Regions from separate parts of the Homo sapiens genome. Here region 1 is linked to region 2. A link is an interaction called in ENCODE POLR2A ChIA-PET data of the cell type or tissue named here. Cell type or tissue: Caco-2. All regions are shown on one strand. Region 1 has its middle 9.8 kb from the start of STING1. Region 2 overlaps UBE2D2 (ubiquitin conjugating enzyme E2 D2).

Region 1 (4,000 bases), 120 kb after region 2:
TAGATCTTTGTTTTGGGTACAGTCCAGTTGATGAGTAAGAAAATTGAACTGGCCCAATAACCACTAGAGCTACTGAGCCTGCTGTTGAAGTGTCTCCTCTTTAAGCTGATAGATGAGGTCTACCTGTTCATATAGCCACACCTCACAACTTCTAAGACATTCCAGGTGACAGCTTATGCAACTGTGAATCTGAGCTTTGACCTCTCTCAAGTTATCTTTAATTTGCTGTTCAGCCCGGAGAACTCCACCAATAGCAAGCTCCAAGTCCCTCCATGCATCACTACACCTCAAAAGGGGTTCTATTTATTTATTTATTTATTTATTTTTGAGACAGAGTCTCGCTCTGTTGCCCAGGCTGGAGTGCAGTGGCGCGATCCTGACTCACTGCAAGCTCCGCCTCCTGGGTTCAGGCCATTCTCCAGCCTCAGCCTCCTGAGTAGCTGAGACTACAGGCGCCTGCAACCACGCCCAGCTAATTTTTCGTATTTTTAGTAGAGACGGGGTTTCACCGTGTTAGCCAGGAGGGTCTCGATCTCCTGACCTCGTGATCCGCCCACCCCGGGCTCCCAAAGTGTTGGGATTACAGGTGTGAGCCACCGTGCCTGGCCTCAAAAGGGGTTCTCTATTACTGGAGCTGCCACTCTGGTCTTAGAAGGTATTCATTCTGCTCACTGCTCCAGGTCCGAGTGCCTCTCTGAGCGATCCGAGGGGACCTTGGGTGGGCTGAGACACGGGCCACACAAACCTAGGGCCCAAAGCAATTTTTTGTATTTTTAATAGGGATGGGGTTTGGCCACATTGGCCAGGCTAGTCTTGAACTCCTGGCCTCAAGTGATCTGCTGGCCTCGACCTCCCAAAGTGCTGGGATTACAAGCATGAGCCACTGCTTCCAGACTAAAAAATTTTTTTCTTTTGTCTATAACCTTTAGATTTATTTTTATATTTATGAAGCAATAAGCAAACAAATAGTAAGAGTTGGGGGAGATTACCTAAAATGGTTTTCTTTTGGAATAGTTTTCTAAAAAATCAAATAACTGTTATTATTTTAAGTTGCATGGGACTGAAGCTGCACCTGGAAAGGGATTTCATTTTCATGACCTGCAAAATTGGTTAGGCAATGAGCTATTATTCCTCCCTCCCTGTGAACACATTTATAAACTTCGATGGGGGCAAATTCCATCTAATACTCTGAAAACCATTTCTCATCTCATAATTTACCCAAATCATGTGCACGACTGCAAGAGGAAATAAACAGAAATCTTTAAGCATACATAAGCCACAATGGATTATTAATCTTGTACAGACAATCCAGCATTAAGGCTAATTTGATCTTTTAAACATTTTATGGAAAACATTTGACATTTTCACTAGAAAAGCCCACAAGCTATCATAACCCCAAAGGCATACAGCCGTGGCAGGCAGGGCTCCATCGGGCTCCTCTTGAACTGGGCACCCCTTCACGGGTAGAAAAGCAGGAACACATGTCTTCGCTTCCTGCTGCTCTGCACACACATCACAATATCTTGCAGAAGGTGGTTTCTGTCTTCCTTGGAGACATTAAACACTTTCACATCATTTCTGTTTCTGATTTCTTCTACAAGGGCCAGTGACTTTCCTTTAGGGACTGGGATTGTGCCAGCGATTATAGTCCCTGGGGTAGATAGCATCTGACAAACAGATTGGATGAAAGGCTAACTAAAGAGTTTCATTTTCCCACTCTCATCAGTGACACACACTCTCTGCCCTGGGTCACTGCTGGAATCTGCATTCCTCAAGATAGGGAGCGCCAACTGCTCAAAATAAGTCAGGTTAACCACATAATGCCCAACTTGGCATCCACATTTTCCAGGTGGAGGCTCTAACCCAACTCTAAATAAAGGCCCCTGGATGCCAAACAACACGATGACATCAAATCCTATTCTTCTCCCTCCCTGTCTGACTTCCTCTCTATAAAATCCACTGGGGTCGTGGTCAGGGTTGCAGTCGGGTTAGGGTTGCAATTCAGGTCAGGTCCAGGTCAGGGTCACGATTCAGGCCCTGCTCACCCTGTACCGTAGGCCCCCAGCAATTTTCTTTTTTTTTTTTTGAGATGGAGTCTCACTCTGTTGCCCAGGCTGGAGTGCAGTGGCATGACCTTGGCTCACTGCAACTTCCACCTCCCAGGTTCAAGCGATTCTCCTGCCTCAGCCTCCCGAGTAGCTGGGATTACAGGCATGCATCACCACACCTGGCTAATTTTTGTATTTTTAGTATAGACGGGGTTTCGCCATGTTGGCCAGGCTGGTCTTGAACTCCTGACCTCAAGTGATCCGCCCACCTTGGCCTCCCAAAGTTCTGGGATTACAGGCGTGAGCCACTGCACCCGGCCCCCAATTTTTTTTTTTTTTTTTTTCTGAGATGGAGTCTCGCTGTGTCACCAAGTTGGAGTGCAGTGGCATGACCTTGGCTCACTGCAACCTCCGCCTCCCGGGTTGCAGCGATTCTCCTGCCTCAGCCTCTCAAGTAGCTGGGATTACAGGCACCCACCACCATGCCCAGCTAATTTTTGTATTTTTAGAAGAGACGGGTTTTCACCATGTTGGCCTGGCTCGTCTCGATCTCCTGACCTTGTGATCCACCCGCGTCAGCCTCCCAAAGTGCTGGGATTACAGGCGAGAACCACCGCGCCTGGCTCAAAATTTTTTTAAAATAAAAAAATAAGATATCACTTCACATACACTAGATGGCTAGAATTTAACAGGCAGAGAATAGCAAATATTGACTAGGAGGTAGAGAAACTGGAACCCTCATACATAACTAGTGGGAAAGTAAAATGGTGCAACCACTTGGAAAGCAGTCTGGCAGTTCTTCAAAAGTTTATATATAGAGTTGCCATATGACCAAGCATCCCCTCACCCAGGTACATACCCAAGAGAAATGAAAATGTGTGTCCACACAAACACTTGGGCATGAATGATCATTGCAGCATTATTTATAATAGTCAAAAAGTGGAAATAACTCAATTGTCCTTAACTAATTAATGGTCAATAAAAGTGGTATATCAATGGAACATTATACACAATGGAATATTTTTGGCAACAAGAAGGATAAAAAGAAATGAAGTACTGATACATGCTACAACATGGGCAAACCTGTAAAACATGATGCTAAGGGCAGGGCGCAGTGGCTCAGGTCTGTAACCCCAGCACTTTGGGAGATCAAGGAGGGCTGATCACCTGAGGTCAGGAGTTCGAGACCAGCCTGGCCAACATTGTGAAACCCTGTCTCTACTAAAAATACAAAAAATTAGCTGGGCATGGTGACTCGTGCCTGTAATCCCAGCTACTCAGGAGGCTGAGAGAGGAGAATCGCTTGAACCCAGGAGGCGGAGGTTGCAGTGAGCTGAGATCGCACCACTGCACTCCAGCCTGTGTGATGGAGCGAGACCCCATCTCAAAAACACACACATAAAAAACAAACAAAAAAAAACCATGATGCTAAGAAGCCGGACACAATCACATATTGCATGATTCGATTTATGTTGTGTCCAGTATAGGCAAATCTATAGATACAGAAAGCAGATTAGTGGTTGTCTGGGGATGAGGTAGGGGTGTTGGTTGGTGGTTGGGGGTTGATGGTTATATTAGTCCATTCTCACACTACTATGAAGAAATACCCAAGACTAGATAATTTATAAAGGAAAGAGGTTTAATTGACTCACAGTTTTGCATGGCCGGGGCGGCCTCAGGAAACTTACAATCACGGCAGAAGGAAAAGGAGAAGCAGGCACCTTTTTCACAGGGCAGCAGGATGGAATGAGTGTAAGCCGGGGAAATGCCAAACGCTTATAAAACCATCAGATCTCATGAGACTCACTCACTATCATGAGAACAGCATGGGGGAAACCACCTCATCATCCAATTACCTCCACCTGGTCCCACCCTTGACATGTAGGGATTATGGGGATTACAATTCAAGATGAGATTTTTGGTGGGGACAGAGCCAAACTATATCAATGGCT
Region 2 (4,000 bases):
AATTATTGGGTGAATGGGCATGGATGATTAAGTCTCTTAACACATACTGGCAGACTGGGCTCTACAAATCTATACCTCTACTTGAAGAATATGAGTGTTCATTTCAATGTACCTCATTAGTGTTTTGTCTTCTTTTAAAAATATCTTTGTTAATTAAAAAGGTAAAAAATAGGAACGTAACATTCATTTATTTATTCTTTGGTTCCCCTGTGTCCATTCATCTATTGGGATCTGAATTTTTTTCTGATTTTTGTACTTCATATTTTAAACATATTAATCCATTACCATATTTGATTTTTCTCTTAAACAACTGATTTCATTTTCACAAAAGTACATCCAGTGAACTCTTTTATCACCTTTCAGAGTACAGCAGTGAGATCTGATAAATATTCTTGTTTTTGAGACGGAGTCTCGCTCTGTCCCCCAGGCTGGCCAGGCTGGAGTGCAGTGGCGCAATCTCAGCTCACTGCAACCTCCGCCTCCTGGGTTCAAGCGATTCTCCTGCCTCGGCCTCCCAAAGTGCTGGGATTACAGGCGTGAGCCACCGTGCCAGGCCATAAATACTTGTTTTTGTTTTCCTTTATAAATTCTAGATTATTTGGCTGGGCACGGTGGCTCATGCCTGTAATCCCAGCGCTTTGGGAGGCCGAGGCAGGTGGATCATAAGGTCAGGCGTTCGAGACCAGCCTGGCCAACATGGCGAAACCCAGTCTCTACTAAAAATACAAAAATTAGCTAGGCGTGGTGGCGGGTGCCTGTAATCCCAGCTACAAGGGAGGCTGAGGCAGGAGAATTGCTTGAACCCGGGAGGTGGAGGTTTCAATGAGCCAAGATTGCACCACTGCAGTCTAGCCTGGGCGACAGAGTGAGACTCCATCTCAAAAAAAAAAAAAAAAAAAAAAAATCTAGATTATTGTAACGCAACTGTGATTTCATCTGGGAATAATGTTGAAGGGTTGTACAATTTCAAATCAACACATTAAGACAACAACTACATCACTCAGTTCATTGATACAGAAACCTAAAGACAAGAGCTGGTAAAATATTTACCTATATTTTGTTCTTCAAGAACCTAACGTCTATGTTTACAGCATAGGCATTTGTCTAAAGGGCTGGTCTATTTCCTATTCTGCAATAGTATCTATCTTTTTCCATTCATGAATCTCAAGGTTGGAAGAGATGTTAATTGTGCTCTACTTTATGCTCTAAAAAAACATTCATACCAGTGTCCATCTTCTTTTTTTTTTTTGAGACAGAGTCTCGCTCTGTTGCCCAGGCTGGAGTGCAGTGGCACAATCTCTGCTCACTGAAACCTCTGCCTCCCGGGTTCACACCATTCTCCTGCCTCAGCCTCCCGAGTAGCTGGGACTACAGGCACCTGCCACCATGCCCAGCTAATTTTTTTGTATTTTTAGTAGAGACGGGGTTTCACCATGTTAGCCAGGATGGTCTCGATCTGCTGACCTTGTGATCTGCCCGCCTCGGCCTCCCAAAGTGCTGAGATTACAGGCATGAGCCACGGCACCAGGCCCAGTGTTCATCTTCTAACCTATGCTAGAGTAGCACAACTGACAGACTAGTCACTACACCAAGGAATACTTTTGCTTGAAAAATCCAACTCGTTTTCAGTTCTCAAGGTCCATTTCAGATTAAGAAGAATTGCTATCTCTTCTTAAAAGAAACATAAGTAATCTTTTCAAAAATAAATAACTCTAAAAAGACAAAAGACACGGTTGCTTTATCTTGATATCAAATACCCACTGTTACCTTTTGAAATAGTTAGTGCTGGAGACCACTGTGATCGTAGAATATCAAGACAAATGCTGCCATTACTGTTAATATTTGGATGATAAATTCTTGTTGTAAATGCAACCTACAGAAAGAAAGGAAACTTTCTGTAAACTAGTTTATTAGTATTATAGAAAGTACATTAAAAACTGCCACATTCCAATTAATTACCTTAGGTGGTTTGAAGGGGTAATCTGTTGGGAAATGAATTGTCAAGAAAAATACTCCACCCTGATAGGGACTGTCATTCTGTTGATAACAAGAAAAGTGGGATTAAAATGAGTAAATTACATAAACTGTTTATTCTGAAATTAATCTGAATACTTACTGGCCCCATTATTGTAGCTTGCCAATGGAACACTGAAAAATAACAAGAAAAAAGTCACCATGTAACAATATCTACATTGTATCTACGCCATAGTAACATATCATTCCCCTTCTAATCCAAATTCATTTATAAATAATATGATAATGAGTATGAGCAAGATGAGGAACATAAATTAACAGTCTAAAGAAACAAGAAAAATGACTAGAATGGCCTAGAACACTGATAAGGTGCTCAATGAAAAATATTTAGAGCCAGGTGTGGTGGCTCACACCTGTAATCCCAACACTTCCAGAAGCTGAGGTGAGAGGACTGCTTGAGCCTGAGAAGTGGAGGCTGCAATGAGCCATGACTGCGCCACTGCAAGACTCTCTCAAAAACAAAAACAAAAAAAACCGAAAGTATTTGGGCTAAAACTTCTTGAAACTTCATGTCAGGTAGACAAACTTCTTGACAAGGCTTACAGTTCTACTTTTAAACAGTTATTTCTTTACCTCACAGGGTAAATCATTTCTTCAAAACAATTACATATAATACACTTTTTTTTTTTTTTTTTTTTGAGACAGAGTCTCACTCTATCGCCCAGGCTGGAGTGCGCTGGCGCAATTTCGGCTCATTGCAACCCCCGCCTCCCGGGTTCAAGCAATTCTCCTGCCTCAGCCTCCCAAGTAGCTGGGACTACAGGCAAGTGCCACCACACCTGGCTAATTTTTGTATTTTTAGTAGAGACAAGGTTTTGCCACGTTTGGCCAGGTCTCAAACTCCTGACCTCAGATGATCCACCCACCTCAGCCTCCCAAAGCTGGAATTACAGGCATGACTCCTTTTATAATGCTGGTATACGGGGGACAAAACAGTAAAGTCAAGGTAGATAATACTCAAATTAAGAAAGACTGGTTTTAACAAGGAGAAAAAATTTCTAAAAACTCTTGTGTAGGTCTGTACATTACTGGCCCTCATTAAAGAAAGAAAAACATCTCTCCTAATGTAAAGGATAAGTTAAAGAGGAAAAAAGAGAAAAAAGGAGTAAAATTTAAGAAGAAAATATTAGCTGAAAGCCCAAGGTTGATTACAAGCTCCAGGGATACTTCTAATAAGTTATAAACTTGTTCAATAAATAAATATCTTCCAAATGCAGAAAATGATGCTTGTTCCATGTTCTCATGCTACTAAGTGCATCATGAGAGATCAAAAGCCAGAGTTTTTACTTATAATTAAGCTACTACTTAGCACACTTACCATTCATACTATGATCTGAGCAACCTAAGGGAAGTTGTCACTGGGGTTATATTTGAACAACCCAAACCAGGTAACTCTTGTCACAAGGTAGAAGAAACATGAAGACTAAGAAGCCATATAAAAATCCACCAGAATGTCAGTCCAAATCCTAAAGTTCCTTCCAACCTCCTTAATATCAAATTAATCCCTAAAGTTGGTTTGTTGCTCACTGGGACTTGAACCTAAAAATAGCAGCTTGTTGATTAGGGGTTAAAGGTAAAGGATAGGAATTGCTGAGGCTCCCTTCCTTAGATTAGCCCTCACTAGTACTTACAAACACTTATATTACTCTCTGCTGACCATTTAATGGACTGAGTAAGCCAAGGACAAAGCCATTCTGGGCCACTAAAACTGGACCTAGTATCTTCAAGGGAAGTCCTATAAAAAGCCCCTTGTATGTTGTTTAAAGACACAAAAGTGGGCACCTGTAGTCCCACCTACTCAGGAGGCTGAGATGGGAGGATGACTTGAGCCCAGGAGTTCAAGTCCAGCCCAGGCAACATAGCAAGACCCTGTTTCTGAAAAAAATTAAAAACAAGACTAAAACACACACACGCACATGCTCACACGCATGCATGCACACATACACGAGTCTCACTCTATTTTTAA

Evidence for each region. ChIA-PET counts read pairs that join two places held together with the same protein. Peaks named below come from ENCODE experiments on the same cell type or tissue, not always from the same donor. Only the 100,000 strongest peaks of a DNase experiment are listed, where the experiment ranks them.
Region 1: POLR2A ChIA-PET joins it to region 2 with 5 read pairs; 5 of 35 experiments call an interaction of 5 or more read pairs at or near these places.

What each region holds. Positions count from the first base shown.
Region 1 is chr5:139,490,599-139,494,598 of GRCh38, reverse strand. It overlaps the pseudogene LOC101059986 and the pseudogene NCOA4P4. Among named protein-coding and RNA genes, the nearest start is that of STING1, 9.8 kb to the right of the region's middle. In Caco-2, no CTCF peak of the experiment used is centred here; DNase peaks (open chromatin) are centred at 167 and 1,778.
Region 2 is chr5:139,612,734-139,616,733 of GRCh38, reverse strand. UBE2D2 (ubiquitin conjugating enzyme E2 D2) reads right to left here. Exons shown (of 7, transcript NM_003339.3): 3 at 2,117-2,148; 4 at 1,960-2,037; 5 at 1,768-1,873. Among named protein-coding and RNA genes, the nearest start is that of CXXC5, 34 kb to the left of the region's middle. In Caco-2, no CTCF peak of the experiment used is centred here; no DNase peak of the experiment used is centred here.